2 separate regions of the Homo sapiens genome follow, and region 1 is linked to region 2. Evidence: chromatin loops called from intact Hi-C (ENCODE). Cell type or tissue: sigmoid colon. All regions are shown on one strand. Links, peaks and the distances in the headings refer to the core of each region. The heading gives the core; the rest is flanking DNA.

Region 1 (8,347 bases), core at 146-8,145, 410 kb after region 2:
TGAAAAACAGGAAGCACAGAAGCCAAATATTTCAACCAAGTCTTTGTTTATTTTTAGCCAGAACCACATCTAAGTCAGACGACAGAGTCTGAATTGCAGAATCAAACAAGTAAGTGTGAGGTCACAGACCAGCTTTCTCAGCCCTTCATCTGTCTAAAATTTCTTTAAAAAATTTAATTGACACATAAATATGTAAATATGTAAAACAAACATGTAATTGTACATATTTATAGGGTACAATTTGACACTTTGATACATATATATGTGTATAATGATCAAATTAGTGTCTCTATAGTGTCCACTGCCTTCAGTAATTTGTGCAGTAAGACCAAAGTGACCTGTGATACCTGCACGTGCAGCTTCATCACGGATAAGGAGTGCCAAGAAGATATAAGGTGTGAAAAAAAAAATGTTTTCAAGATAATTTTTCCCTGCAAAAGCCCTATTACTTACCTCTTGGATTTTATTACTATCGTTAGTGTTTTAAGGAACAATTGGCCTCACTACCAAGCCATCAAAGACAACTCTGATTCATAAAAATAAAGACAAAGCCATCTTACGTTGGCTGATGCGATGAGAAACTGATAGTGCCCTTTGGAGCACCTCAAAAAAAAAAAAAAAAGAGAATGCCTGCATGCAGGAGTAGCTCCTACAAGGCAACAACACTTGTTTTGTCAACGGGAATCAGTGAGCCTAAAGCCCTGGTGCACTTCTATCAGGAAGCAACATGGCAGATTTAAAAAGAGAGCCAAAAGCAATAGGAAGAGAAGATGCAACATACATACAGATACAGCAATAGAGAAATCCAATTAACATATATTCACCATGTTCACATTCAAAATAAATAAACATTTTTCATTCTTCCATTGCCCTCAAAAATGTCAAAAATTTCCTCTTTATTTCCAAAGGATCCAGACACTTGTGCTCCAAAACTTGGGATTTATTATTATCCCAGTATTCTTTCCTGCATATTATTATGGCTGTTTATATATTTTTTTAACCCAGAAGATGTTTTACAGCCATCGATTAAGACGATTTAAAACAAATAGTGCTCAGTTGTTGAATAGCCTCACTACATTATTGCCAAAGGACTCAAATCATGTAAAGAGAGCATTCCAACAAAAGAAAAGGTTATCCTTTATAACTTAACTTGTTTTGCTGTAGATGTTATGTTCAAAACCTTAAGATAAGTAACTATACCTGTTTTCTCATTAGGCTTATATTATAGATTCTTTTTTAAAAGTGTTACAGGGCCGGGCGCAGTGGCTCACACCTGTAATCCCAGCACTTTGGGAGGCTTAGGTGGGCAGATCACAAGGTCAGGAGATAGAGACCATCCTGGCTAACATGGTGAAACCCCATCTCTACTAAAAATACAAAAACTTAGCCAGGTGTGGTGGCATGCACCTGTAGTCACAGCTACTCAGGAGGCTGATGCAGGGGAATCACTTGTATCCAAGAGGTGAAGGTTGTGGTGAGCCGAGATCGCACCACTGCACTCCAGCCTGAGCAACAGAGTGAGACTCCATCTCAAAAAAATAAGTGTTACTAAATGGTCGAAACTGAAAAGCCCTTCAATGGCTTTGCCTTCTTTTTAACATAGTCTGCAAGTCTAGTGGTGGTAGTAATAGTAGCAGCAGCAGTGATAACACCCAACATCCATAACTGCAAGCATTGTTCTAAGCACTTTCCCTATAATCTCATTTAATTCTCACAATTACTCTATGGGGCATATATTTTTCATAAACCATTTTGCAGATGAAAAATAAGTGTAAAAAGTAATATAACTTGAATGCAGTTTCTCTTGTTCCTTGGTTCATGTTCTTAACCTCTAACCTTTACTACCTTCGGATGAGCTGGACCTTCTATACTTCAGGAAACTCACTGCGTGCCACCGTTCCTGTCACCCACTGCAGTATTCCAGCTACAGGACTTTTTTTCTGGACCTCAAACATGCCGATGTCTTTGCCCATGCACATCCTTTCCACATATTCTTCCTTCTGTCTAAAGTGATTTCCCAATGTTAGAACAATCTACTTCTCATCTTTTAGGTCTCAGTTTAAATGCCACCTGAGAAAAGAGTTTATCTCCAACCATACCATTTAAATAGACTCTTCCCTCTCCCTTTTATTTTCTGCCATTGCACCTTTATTTACTGCCTTGTTATAATTCATCACAATTTGACTTTTTTGTCTTTTTATTTGTTCTCTCATTTGTTTGTCTCTATTACTAGACCAGGCTCCAATGACTTGCACTATTGTGCCCTTAGCACCTAGAATGATGACTGGCACAAAGTAAGCACTCAATAAATAGTTGCTGAATGAATGAATAAATGAGTGAATGGTCTTTCAAATATGTTTTAAAATGCGTGCCTTAATTCTGAATATTGGTGGTACCTTCTCAGCCACTCACTGATTGTATGCCCATGGGTGGTTGGAATGGATGGTCTTGGAAGGGAGGTAGACTGGTATGGAACTCTTTAATTACAGAGGTAATGACTACTTAATATGATGCTTGTAGAGGGGATAGAAGTACTGAATGGATAAAAACACACATATCACTGTTAGAATTATCTCCAACCTTAAGACGTTAAGATTTTACTTTCTCAAGGCCAGCTGTCAACAGCCCTCTCCTTGAATATTCACTACTTATTGTTCCTCCCAAAGCAGTTCAGTCCAGAACAACCAGGAAACTCTGCTAGAAAGCTCCTCCTTACCCTGAGCTGGAAACACCACTCTTTCACTTGCAATCATGTCTTCCTTCTACTTTTTGAAACCATGCAGAACCCATGCAATATGGTTTGGCTAGTTCCTACCCCAATCTCATCTTGAATTGTAGCTCCCACAATTCACACATGTCACGGGAGGCAATTGAATCATGGGAGTGTGTCTCTCCTGTGCTGTTCTTGTGATAGTGAATAAGTCTCATGAGATCTGATGGTTTCATAAAGGGGAGTTCCCCTGCACAAGTTCTCTTCTTGCCTGCCACCATGGAAGACATGCCTTTCAACTTCCACCACAATTGTGAGGCTTCCCCAGCCACATGGAACTGTGAGTCCGTTAAACCTCTTTTTCTTATAAGTTACCCAATCTCCAATACGTCTTTATCAGCAGCATGAGAATAGACTGATAGCCATGAACTACCTTTCCTCAAATATACAAATAACTGTCCCTGTTAAAGTAACCACAACTGAACCCAGAGTAAGGCAAGAATGGCACATTTTCCATTAGTGATTCTATATTTTTGATTAAGTGGCTGCAAATCCTTTATTGACTAAAACAGGAGTCAAACCAAATAAAATAAATTTAGGCACTTAAATGTTGATATGTTTATGTATATAAATCAATCATTAAATAATTTTTGGCAGCCATTTCTCCTGGTTGATTCATAAATTACTTATAGACAAATCCTAAATCTTTTCAAAAATGCTTCTATGAGGTTACTTCTAAGTATGAAGTTTCAAGGTTTCTAGGGAAAATTTTTCCATTAATTCTTCGTTAAACATTTTTTTTATTTTGTTTGGTGATTTCAGTTGCGGGTGAATTTACCCACCATGGAACAAGAGGTGGTGTCTGGAGACATTCTGGTTGCCCTAACTGGTGGTCAGGAGGGCTGTTACTGGTGGGTAGAGTATTACTGGTGTTACTGGTGGGTAGAGTCCAAGATGCTGCTAAACATTCTAAAATACACAGGACAGCACTCTCTCCCCTCAACACCGCCCCCTCCCCACCCACACACACACACAACAAATAATTCTCTGATCCAAAATTCAAAATATCCATAGTTGCAAGGCTAAGAAACACCATTTGCCCAGTGATTCTCAGTGGGGGCGTTACTGCCCCCTTGTGGTAACTTAGGAAATTTATTGGTGCTTTTTAGTTATGATGTGCTAGGATCCACTGGAGAATCCCACAATTTGAATAATTATCCTTCAACCCCTGTGCCTTCAAATCTCTCACCAGCCATTCAGGCAGGAGAAAAATCTGTACATATTATCTAAGCCTAGAATCAAAGTCTGTCTTACATGTAAACCAAGTATTTATTTTTGCGTGGCTATAAATTAAGTTTGCTGTAAATTCAACAAAAATGTAAATTAAGGAAAGAGAGTACTTTATTTTGTTAAAAACTTTACAGAGAGATGTTCATCACTTTGGAAAACTGAGTCACTTGATACAAACACCACCAGTGGCACCAGAGTAACCTGTAAAACACATCAGTACTAGTATTTGTTTTCAGTTGTTACATCAAATGATTTCAGGATTAGGAACAAGCACTTCACATCTTCAGTTCAACTTACTGTGTAGCCCTTTTCCAGCAATCATCTCCAACTTGGACAGTTCAAGCACTTACTAAAGCAAGTATTATTTCATGATACATGTTCCCCTATCTTTTGTTTATATTATAGTTAGGATACCACATATATATATATGCATAGATACACACAATTATGTGTGCAGATGGGTTATATTATTGATGAATTTAATTTCAGCATAGTGAGGGAGCATTAGGAAATATCTGGTATGAAAAGGAAAGCATTGTCTGAAATAGGGTTATAAATCACTACTCTTGCCCATCATAATCTTTTGGGATCTTGATTCTGTTTTCCAACATAATAAGCAATCCTCACAGCATCTTGCCCTGTGCAAATCTGAGTGAGATGCCATTAATGGCCTCACCCAAATAATTGGCAAAGATGCTTAATGTAGAGCGAATGATTTACGCTGGGTAGTAGAATTCGCTTTTCTGCACGTGCTCCATGGAATTCCACATCTACCTTTCAACCTACATTCTTAACACAACTTCGCACAAACAATGGCCCTGGAAAATTCCCACAAATCAGAGGCCAATCATGCTTCCCAGTGGAGCCACCCTCTCCTGACCCCTCCTTCCACTGCTGAAGGCACTTGGACATTTCCAGTAAAGTTTCTATAAAATGAAATAACCATTTGAATTATACCTGAGATCTTTTACAATAAAGAGAAGAGAAACTTTCCAAAATCTCTGATAGCAGGCGTATGAGAATCAAAGCAAAGAAGATACAATTTTGAGGAGAATGGAGAATGATACTTCTCTCTGGGTAGCATGAATGTTCTGGCAGATTTTCTTTCCAAAAGTACGATTCCATATTGAACAATGCATTGTCAAATATTTTATATCTTCAAGAAGTCCAAAACCATTCCCAGAAATCTGGATTCTTTGAACCACCTTGTATGAGAATGTTTCTGAATTAAATAGACCCAGAAAGAAATATATTATCATAAATTTCTAAATTATATTTTCAGATGATAACTGGAATGTCCATTGTATAATTTATTTTATATAAAACTAATTCACTAATAAGACTATTCAACTAGCTCATGCTGTCTCTTAAATTTTTCTTATATTCTTAAGAGAAAGCTTAACTTTTCAGTGGTATGATAGTAAAATAGAAATACCATAACAGAAATCCTCAATTTCTGTTATAGACTACATTAACAAAAACCCTCTAGTAAAGCTAAAAGTATGTGTGTGCACCTTAGATTGAGGTGGAGGTGGGAGAACTATTTAAATTCTACTTTTAAATGCAGAGAATAATGTTAACTTAAAAATAGTTTATCCCTAAATATAACTGTGTTTCAAAATGTATAATTTAATTGGCATTTAAAGCTTTTCTAAATTAGTTAGATAAATACACCAAAGAAAATCTATCTTTATCCTAATATATCTATTTGTGGTTTATTCCATTTGTTCTTTGTAACCCTAAAGAAACAAGTTACCAAAATTATAGGGAATTAAGGCATTGAAATTATAGCATAGAAGGGTTTTTTTTCCTTCTAAAATTACAGGTAAGAAAACTACAGTCTACAGAAGTTGTCTCACATTTTAAGCCCAATTTTGTTTCCCTATAAATCCTTATAAAACTCATACCATGAAAACAAGAGAACCACAAACCATCAGAGATGTGTGACATTTCATGGAGCCACCAGAGACTAATACTTTCATCTGAACCAAAGGACAATCAATCAACACCATATCCTTTGAAAAATAAGAAAATGGGAGAAGGAGGGAGGGCAGATGGAAATGGCAGGTGAAAAAGCCTCCACAAAACCTTGTATCATAAATACCTAAATGTGTCCTTTACTCTCTTCATCTCATCCAAAATCTTTTTTTTCCATGGGCTCAGCAGACTTCAGAAGTCACAGCTCCATATCTTGGGCTTGAAGGAAGATAAATACAGGTGTATGGTACAACTGTGACCTTATTTGAACACAGCATCTTTATAGATGTAATCAAGACGACATCATATTGGATTAGGGTGGGCCCCAAATTGAATGACTAGTAATCTTACAAGAGGGGAATTTAGACACACATACTCACAGAGAAAAGACAACCATGTGAAAATGAAGGCAAAGATTGGAATGCAAGTCCAAGTCATGGAATGGTTAAGGTTGCCAGCAACCACCAGAAGCTAGAAAGAGGCAAGGGAAGCTCCTCTCCTAGGGTTTTCAGAAAGAGCATGGCTCTGCTGACACCTTGAATTCGAACTTCTAGTCTACAGAGCTGGGAGTAAATAAATTTCTGTTGCTTGAAGCCACCCAGTTTGTGGCGATGTGTTCCAGCAGAACTAAGAAATGAATGCATATAGTCACCCTTCTTGCAGTATATACCTAGAAAGCTACTTCTCAAGGAGTTATAGCAAATTTCCTGGTCCCAAATTCCCCAAGCCTACCTATTAAGCCAGAATCTTTGGAGATGGGCCTAGGAGTCTTCACTGCAACAAATGGAACCCAAGAGATGTTTATACGTACTACAGTTTGAGAAGAACTGGGCATATGAATGATCTGAAGGTCTTCACAAAGCCCAATTTCCTCCAATTTTCCCCTATGTTCCTGCTGTTGATTATCATGTAGTATAGTGTCAGAGCCCTAGAGCCAGACGTCTTGGACCAGCAAGCCTTGGGATGAGTCACTTGATGTGTTTGCACTGAGTCTCCTCCTCTGTACAGAGCACATGGAACAATTCCTGCCTGGAGGCACCATGAAACCACCATGGGATTGTTGAGAAGAGCAAATTAATTCATGCCAATAAAGTACCTTGCACAAAGTAAGCTCTTAACAATGCTGAATTAGTATTTCCTACTTTCCCATTATATCTCAACTAAAATTCCTTCTGAATCACATTTTAAATTTGACTTTGTCTCCAAAACACTAATATTAAAACTACAGAAGCAATGGCCATTGTTTAGGGCATGCTTACAACAGGTCTTTTGCATAACGTTAGTTTCAGGTGGGCCTTCTTATTCTCATTTACGGGGGAAATTGAAGGTCAAAGATGTTAAGCAACATGACTAAGATATCAGAAACTTGAAACTCAAGCTCATCTGATTCCACAGTCCATGCTCTTAGCCTTTATATTCTACAGCTGTGTGTGCTTATGGCCTAGAAGGGACAAGAATACCAGAAGGTTTCCTGTAGGCTTTCCTAGGTAATGAGTTCATCTTACAATGTAATCCCTGTTAATTTATCATTAATAGCTTAGTTTGCATTATTGTGTCTGATTGCACTTTATTTGTGTAGAAAACTTAACTCGGATGGTAAAAGGAAAGGAGGAAGAAACTGGAGAGAATCAATTAATCCCTTGCTATTTAATGGTCTTCAGGAGACCAGCAGCATCAGGAACACCTGAGAGATAACTACAAATTAAGAATCTCAGGCCCAGCCGGACGCAGTGGCTCATGCCTGTAATCCCAGCACTTTAGGAGGCCGAAGTGGGTGGATCACGAGGTCAGGAGTTCAAGACCAGCCTGGCCAAGATGGTGAAACCCACCCCCCACATCTCTACTAAAAATACAAAAATTAGCCAGGTGTGGTGGTGGGCACCTGTAATCCCAGCTACTCCAGAGGCGGAGGCAGGAGAATCGCTTGAACCAGGGTGGCAGAAGTTGCAGTGAGCTGAGATCGTACCACTGCACTCCAGCCTGGGTGACAAAACAAGACGCCATCTCAAAAAAAAAAAAAAAAAAAATCTCAGGCCCTTCCCCAGACCTACTGAATCAGAACCTGCATTGAAGGAGATTCCCCAGATGATTCATATGTAAACTAGAGTTTGAGAAGCCCTTGGTTTATTCAGCTCAGAGAGTAGATAGCTGCAGAGGTGGTCTTAGCACAGCTAAATATATCACTATACAAAAGTTTCTAATATTTCCTTCTAGAGTAATAAGTTTATATTGTAATGGGGTGGTGGGGAGGGGGCGTGAAATGCATGGAAAGAAAACTGAGACAACACCATGGATGGAAAAGAAAGAAAGGAAAATAAGTCCTAAATATGACCTATGTCAGAGTACCATCTGTGATTCAGGAAATTACTC
Region 2 (8,347 bases), core at 49-8,048:
TCCTAGCTGCCTTTTGTTCATTTATAAAACCTTTACAAGATGGTCCCTTCTCCATTATATTTTAAATGCAGATTTATCTTGAAGGTTAAAGAAAATTGAGAGCCTACGGAATTGCCATGAAAAACACATCCACCTAAAGTGTCCATTTTCTGCTGACATATGTATGGCTGGAAGACAGATGCAAATGACAGGCATTTCCTCTAAAACCTCAAATCCAGAAACACATATCCTGTCTATGTCCTGTGATCAGTAGGTATAAGGCTGGCATGTTTTCTTTGGAATCCAGAAAGCCTTTTGAACCACGCTGGGCTTGGCAGAAGCTGAAACTAGCCAAGGCCTGATTCTGATCATTTACAGCTGCTTCCCAGTCTGTTGTCATCGTACCAGACTCTAATGAACCCCAAGCCAGGCCTCCCTGCTGTGGCTTCCGAAAGGGGTGGAGGCAGCAACTCCTCTATTAAATCAGACTTCCAGTTAGTGCATGGGAATATTGTTGCTGGAGTGCTCTTATCAACTGAAAAAACTGAAGAAAATCTCTCCCACCATGTCAACTGGCTTGATTATGAGACAACATTGATCTCATTTGTATAAATGCAAAAATACAAAGTAGCAGAGCTGTATTTTTTAATAGATAGTGGTAGTTACATGAAAGACAAAACATTGATTACCGAGTTGTGTACACATTTTCTTCACAACTGGAACAATTTAATTAAGCACAATCTATTAGGGTAATGATCAGAAACATTAATAATTTGTGTTTCAGCACATTCCTTAAGAGATTACTATAAAGACTAAAATAAAATATCACATAATTTTCAGAATATGATCATGAATTTGATATATAGTTCTCAGAGTTAAACAAAATCAAATCTATGAGGTAATCTTTTCAAAATCTCAAGAAATACAGCATCTAACAAAATACCTGATACGTAGCAGGGGCCAGGACAAATGGTATATGAAGAAGGAAGGGAGAAAGGAAAGATGGGAGGAAAGGAAGGAGGGAGGGCTGTATTCTGTTCAGAAGATTTAAAGTGTAAGTAGAATATTAAAGAATCAATCAGGAAAATAATTTTAAAAATGTATATCCGCATTCCTTATGGTAATACAGAATTGAACTGTTAGAGAACAAAATAGCAGGGAAAATAATCTTTCTGGGGTATTAAAAGAGGGAATTAATTCTTGACTTCACCAGAAGGATCTATTTGCTACTGTGGCTAGTCTAATGCATCAGGAAAAAAAGCAATATGGTGTCATCTTAAAGCACCCTTGAAATATAAACACTAAGATAGATCAATTTAGAGAAACATGGGGGTCTTTCATCACCTATTAATAACAACAAATCTTAGTAGGGGTCATGTAACTGTTCCACAGTTATTCTTATTTAAATGTTTCATGGAAGATGACAAGAAGTACCTATATAGGAATATGTTGTAAACATGATCACATGGATATAATCAACGCTACCCTCCAAAGCAGTCTTGCAAGAAGACAGTTAATTTTAGGCAACAGTTCAAATCATTTTAACACAGGTACCTATTAAGATTATAACGCCATAGTTGCCTTTCCTTTTTTAAAAAAAATCTAAAAAGTTCTTGAAAGAATTTTTCTTTCAAATTACTGCTTTAGAAAATATTGGAAAGGTATCATATTTGAAAGATCTGTAATTCATAAGATAAAATTTATGAAATATATGTGGAAAAAATATAACATTAATATAGATATCCATGTATATATAAATAAAATGAATGATACTCTAGAATGGTCCAAAGAGAACTGGACTCAACTCTGGTTTAAAGATAGCTATGTGACCCCTGGATAACAGTTTGCTTTCTGGGCTTCAGATTCTTTTATGTTAAAATTAAGAGGGAGCAGAGTATGTTTTATCTTAGGTATTTTCCAACAATAAAATGCCAGAGTCTCAAATATCTGCAATTTGATATTTCAATTTAGGTACCATAATAGTCCAAAAGGCACAGAAGAGTCTTTGTATTATTTTTGGAAAGCATGGTCTCAGGACAATTGCAGCATAGGAATATTAAACATGACACAGCTCCAAATGTAGCAAACATAATATGGTAGTATAATTTAATATGATGATCATAGTTCAATTTATGCCCTATTTTTACCCTAAGTAAAACTACTATTCATTTATTTCTAAAATCTGCTTTTGGCCAACATATTTTAAATAAAAAATAATCACAGAAGATGAAATATTCCAGTGACCTCTGCGAACTATGTCCTAAAAATATTCATCTTAGCCTTCCAGATAAACCCTCAGGAGGTTGGAATAATAATGCTATAGCCATCATAATATAGATATTGCTTTGTTTATATTATTAATTGGCAATTGTTATTCATATTGAGGAATACCAATATATTGAGATCATTACAAGGAACAAATTTTCTCAAAAATTGAAAAATAAATTCAATCCCTTTGAAATACTTAAGTAGATGAGAACCACTGAGAGTCTTTATGGTGAACAGAAGGTTTTGTAGGAAGAAATCTGGAGAAAAAAAATCATCAGAATGAACCAGAAATAGGGAAAAGGAGACAGGATAGATGCCTATTTTTGGAAAAAGGAGGAACAAGGAAGACAAAGAGATATGAAGAAAGCAAATATCTCTTCTTCAACATTATTAGAAAGATGGTAGGTTGTTGTTTTAAATACGCAATTGCAAGTGCAAGAATGGAATTTATATTCTCAATGTGAAATTTCGAAGTCATTATTAAGAGAAAGAGATTGCGTAACTACTGCAGGTCAGGCTAGGAAGTCAGACATATCGAGTATGCTGATCAACCTGGTGTCATTTTGGAAAATCTCTTCTTCATGTGGAAAGAAGCAAGATGTCACACACTTGATTTGAATAGAGAAATATAACTCTGCTTGAACAGGGTGTGAATGGTTATTCTTTCTTCTTTCAGATCCTTGGGTTATTCACTCTTCAAACCACTATTATTTGGCTTCTATAAGTAAGGAACCGGTACATTGGTGTTTTTAGGGTTAGCTTCTATAATCCATTTTCAGAAAAAAAAAAAAAACCTATTTCAATGGAGATCAAGTGCTGTATACTTTGTAAAAACATCTTCACTCTTCAATCGCCCTCCCTCAAACCAGAAGCAGTGTCTGAATAATTCCTTTAAGTAAATTATAACCTAGCCCAGTTTTGATCAGATAAAGGCAATCATGACATTGTGGTACCTCCACTAGATGGCAGCAGCAGGCATGAGTGTGGCCCGTGAAGTGCTGGGTCACCAGGGATTTAAAAAACAAAAAAGAAACTTAAAAAGGAAAGGCAGGAGAATTTCAGCAGCAGAATCTTAGACAGAGGCCTGGAAACATACAAGATTCAAGATGAAAAAGGACAGAAACAAAGGACTAGAAACAGAAAACAATCACTAGAACTTGTGCTGTTAGGGCTGCTGAAGTTGGAGCTGACAAAGTATGTGAAGAGTCCCCCAAGTCTGGCCAAATTCACTCTGCCCTGTGTGGAGGAGCTGCCTGGAGTTGGGACATGCTTAGCAGGACTTCTCTGAGATGTTGCAAAGCAGAGGGGATGGGGCCGGCAACTGGCCCATGAAAACACGTGAATAATCAATGCAGGCACAGCTTTTCTCCCCTCTGTACTACCCATCATGCTAAACGTCTAGGACTCACCTAGCTGTGGCATCCTATGGAGTCCCCTTTCTTACAGAAACCTCACAGTGCCATCCTTTCCTAACTACAGAGTTTGGATCTCTTAACCAAACCAGAACACTTTGGAGTGAAACTATTGTGGTTAATAATCATGCCTGAACATCAAGCACAACTCAGGTTGTTTGGGCAAATAGAGATGTGTGGAGATCCAGTTCCTCACTTTCCTTCATGACAACTTTTAAAGCTCTCAGAGCCCTGGTAAGTAGATGAACTGAACTTGCCTTTTCATTATCTCTTCTCCACTCAAGGGTGCCTGGCACAGAGTAAGCAAACACTCTATAAATAGAGCTTGTGAAGTGAATGAGTAATGGTGGCTGATGCTGTCTTCGCATCTTCAAAAGACATTTGGTCCAATCTCCAAATTGTATGATTTTACAAATGTGGAAAACTAAGATTCAGAGAGGTTAAGTGACTTGTTCAGTATCAATATAGCAGTAAGTAGCAGAAACAGGCTAGCTCCTGACTCCTACACAAGTATTTTTCCATATCAGTGTTTCAATAGGGATCTTAGAATGAGTGGGCAACATAACTCAAACTAACAATTCAGTATCTTTGCCCTGTGTGAGTCAAGAACTTAAAGGAAGAATACATTACAAATCATTCATCCAAGAGGAGACATTATGACATGATGCTCTGGAGAGGGCACCAAAGCAAGTGTGCAGGAGACAGACATGGAGGATAGATAACAAAAAGGCGAGTTCAGTTCATCTACTTACCAGGGCTCTGAGAGCCTGAAAAGTTGCCATGAAGAAAAACGAGGAACTGGGGAAAGTGTCTCTCCAGGCAGGGTTGACCTGGAGAGATTATGACCTATCTAAAAGGTATCGGGGCCAGGCACAGTGCCTCACTCTTGTAATCCCAGCACTCTAGGAGGCCAAGGCAGGAGGATCACTTGAGGCCAGGTGTTTGAGACCAGCCTGGCCAACATAGCAAGATAACATCTCTACAAAAAACAATTTTTAAAAAATTAGCTAGGCATGGTGACATGTGCCTCATAGTATTAAATACTTGGGAGGCTGAGGTGGGAAAATTGCTTGAGGCCAGGAGTTCAAAGCTGCCAGGAGCTATAATCATGCCACTGCCCTCCAACCTGGGTGACAGAACAAGACCCTGTTTCTAAAACAAACAAACAAACAAACAAACAAGAAATAAAAGGCACAGAGTGCCATAGCTGCAGCACATGGCAGCCAGGTGGAAATACTGTTTCTTCAACAAAGACTTGTGATATAGTTTGGATATTTGCCCCTGCCCAAATCTCATGTTGAATTGTAATCCCCAATGCTGGAGGTGGGGCCTGGTGGGAGGTGTCTGGATCATGGGGGAAGATCCCTCAAGGCTTGATGCTGTCTATGTGATAGTGAGTTCTTACCAGATCTGGTCATTTAAAAGTGTGTGACACCTCCCCACTCCCTCTCTTACTCCTACTTTTACCATGTGAAGTGCCCGCTCCTGCTTCAGCTTCTACCATGATTGGAAGCTTCCTGAGGCCTCAGCAGAAGCAAATGCTTGCACTATGCTTCCTGCACAGCCTGCAGAACTGTGAGCCAATTAAACCTCTGTTTTAACAAATTACCCAGTCTCAGGTATTTCTTTAGAGCAAGGCAAGAACGGCCTAATACAACCTGAAGGTACAGATTTTATGTGAGATCTTCCCATGTTTTTAGTGTAAGAAAAGTTGTGAAACCTTTGTCAGCCAAATCAATGTATCTGTGGTTCACCTTTGACCTATAGCTACTGTGGTTCTCAGCCCCTAGATGATACCTCTGGATTTGCTGTTTTCACTGGTTTAGGGACGTGGGCTGGGCAGCAAGAATTTTCAAAGCACCCCAGGTGATCTGTGGTGCAACCATGATTAAGCCTTACAATTTAAGATACAGTCATCCTGGGCATCAACTGGGAGTTTGCTAGAAATAAGAAATCTGGAGTCCCAACAAATTCTGTTGAATCTACATGATTCTACTGAACCAAAAATCTTCATTTTAAGCAGATTCCCAGCTGATTGATTTAAGAAATCCTGCTCAAGAGAAGGAGGTCTATTCAGATAGTAATACTAATACTATGTCATTTAAAAGTGTGTGGCACCCACCTCTCAATTCTCTTGCTCCTAATTTCACCATGCAAATTGCCTGCTCCCGCTTCAACTTCCACCATGACTGGAAGCTTCCTGAGGTCTCCCCCAGTTTCCATTTGGCAAACAACCCAAGCCAATGCCAGACATAAAAACAGTGACTTTACTCCCCTTCCTGCTTATCTTCCAGACCTGCCCCCCAACATCCCAGAATGGAAGAGGAGCCTTTCATTTTCTTTTATTCTGGGGTTATTTTGTTTTGTAACAGTTTTGTTCTTGTGCCTGGGTATGAACAAGCATTAAACTAGTTCAGAAGAGAATGTATCTAAACACTTGTTCTTTGATAGGGCAGAACTTTAATTATGCTGCTACACTAGACAAATCTTGTCCCAGGGACTCCACAAGAAGATAGCTCACCAAAAAAAAAAAAAAAATTATTGGCTCTCTCTCTGAACAAGAACTCGATTAATCTTAAATCTAACCTCTGGCGTTTTTTTGGTTCCACATCACTAATTTTATCATATATCTTTTTCACCTGTCAGATGTCTCTGGCACAAATGTCAGGGCACTGTCCCTTATATGACATAATCTCTAAGTTTAAAAAATCTCTCCACTGTACAACAGAGAGAACTTAATGTTCCTTTGTCATCTGACAGTCCCAAGTTCATTAATAGCTCTTAGAATGCATTGGCTTCCCTTTAGGGAAACCTCATCTCCATTTATTCTTTTCCTCCCAGGAAAAAATTGATTAGCCCCAATCCCATCCAGGCAGTCAGTCAATAAATGTTGAAATGCAATAATAATAATGACCAAAAAACGTCATGTTCTTCTTTATCCATGGAGGTTGCCATGGTTACCACTAAAATCTTGTTTTGTTTCACTGGTCCTTCAATTCTTTTACATAAGATTCCTCAGGATTTACTGCTTGCCCTCTCCTTCTCCCTTCACTTCCTTGAGAATCAGTGATTGTCACTGATATACTGCACCTGTGCTGTATACCTGTGACTATTTCAATTTAAAATAAAATAAATTATTTCTCATATAACTTTAAGTCCCAAATATATGAACACATTTAAAGGATAGAAATGTGAGAATGCTGTCATAAAAATCACAATACATGACTTTTTCAATTGGATCAAATTGCAAAAGTAAGTGAAAAAAATACAATTTTTATAACTAAGCTAGTATGGTTTCCTATTGGATTAACAAATGTTTCTTCCTTATCAGAAATAACTACGTAAGACATATTTGAATACTGAAAAAAATATTACTTTCGCCCCCAAAACAATCTAAAGCAACTCCTGCTATGTGTATCTGCAATCCTAAACAATAGTCTTTCCCATAATGTATGCATGGAAATTTTCCCTTGGATTATGAGTGGTGTTAATGAATCTTGATGATGTGCCCTCTCAGCCTACAAGATTACCCAATAGTGCTCCCTAAAATATTCATTGCATTAGTGTGTGTGTCTGCCACATTCAATAGCCCTCCACTGTAGTTTTCTATGGGGCTACATCTTGGCTACACATTACAAAGTTGCACATTCATTTGTTAAACAGCCTCACTCATCATATAGCAACAGCTATTGGCTACATTCTCATTCATTCGTTGCATTAGTCCAGAGCTGAGACTTGATTGCCTGGCTTAGATCTCATCTTTGCTTATTTCATTTTGTGATTTAACATTTATCAAAAGATTGGGCTTCCAAGAACTAGATATATCTGTAGTTAGGTCCGTATGTTATAGGCAACCAATGTCTACTTGTTGCTAGTCCCATGTTGAGTGACCTTAGTTACAGGGTAGTAATGAATGTTCTTTCCTCTGCCCATAGGCTCAATTATACAAAATTGCCTATTTTTGGCCATTTTAGTCTACAAATTGATAGTGTTGTATGATTCAGCCAACATCCCTTATTCAGTTAGGGACTAGAAGGGAAGATGACGCTCCCTCTTTAGTTTTGGTATACCTATGGCTCTCGAGTTCTGCAATTCTACCTAAAGTTCCAGAATCTCAAGGCTAACTAAAAAACTGGAGGAGCTCTGAAATTCTTATGAGATACATGAGCTTATTCAAAGTCAGGCAGATAAATCATGAATAAATTAATTGAGCTTTCTCCTGTTCTTTTATCTCACTCACAGTTGCTAGAAGGCCAGCATAAGGAAAGCATAGAAGAATAAAAACGATAAACATTTACTAATAGAAACTGCGAAGGGTAAGGAAGACAGAAAGGCAAACACAACTGCTTTCTTTTGGAGCGGGGAGGTTAACGTAAAACATGTGTCTCCCATAGGGCTTTGCCATGTTCCATATCCAAGAATATGTGGGGATTCCTTTGAAAGGGAGATAGAAAAATCAATGGCTAATATTTTCCAAGTCTCATCCAACCAAGAGATACAGGATAGTTATTATACTTAGGGGCATAGTGCCCAGTGCAGCTCTATTTTTTCATGATCACGATGAGGATACTGAATACAAATATAACTTAATTAAATATAAAGAGAGGTGTCAGTTTGAGACAATCACATACCAAAAATGGCATAGGGGAAAATGAGAAAACAATGAACTAAGAAGTATATCCATCCCA

What was found. Hi-C counts contacts between places; a loop is a spot of excess contacts. Peaks named below come from ENCODE experiments on the same cell type or tissue, not always from the same donor. Only the 100,000 strongest peaks of a DNase experiment are listed, where the experiment ranks them.
Region 1: a loop joins it to region 2, with 4 times the contacts of the local background. A loop is called at or near these places in 25 of 110 quality-filtered maps.

The regions. Positions count from the first base shown.
Region 1 is chr10:51,006,594-51,014,940 of GRCh38, reverse strand. It overlaps a transcript of PRKG1 not described here. Among named protein-coding and RNA genes, the nearest start is that of PRKG1, 64 kb to the left of the region's middle. In sigmoid colon, for the core only: a CTCF peak has its summit at 3,839 (motif pointing left); no DNase peak of the experiment used is centred there.
Region 2 is chr10:51,417,655-51,426,001 of GRCh38, reverse strand. All of the region lies in intron 2 of PRKG1 (protein kinase cGMP-dependent 1), which reads right to left. Among named protein-coding and RNA genes, the nearest start is that of MIR605, 120 kb to the right of the region's middle. In sigmoid colon, for the core only: a CTCF peak has its summit at 3,201 (motif pointing right); DNase peaks (open chromatin) are centred at 3,231 and 3,508; H3K27ac peaks cover 613 bases.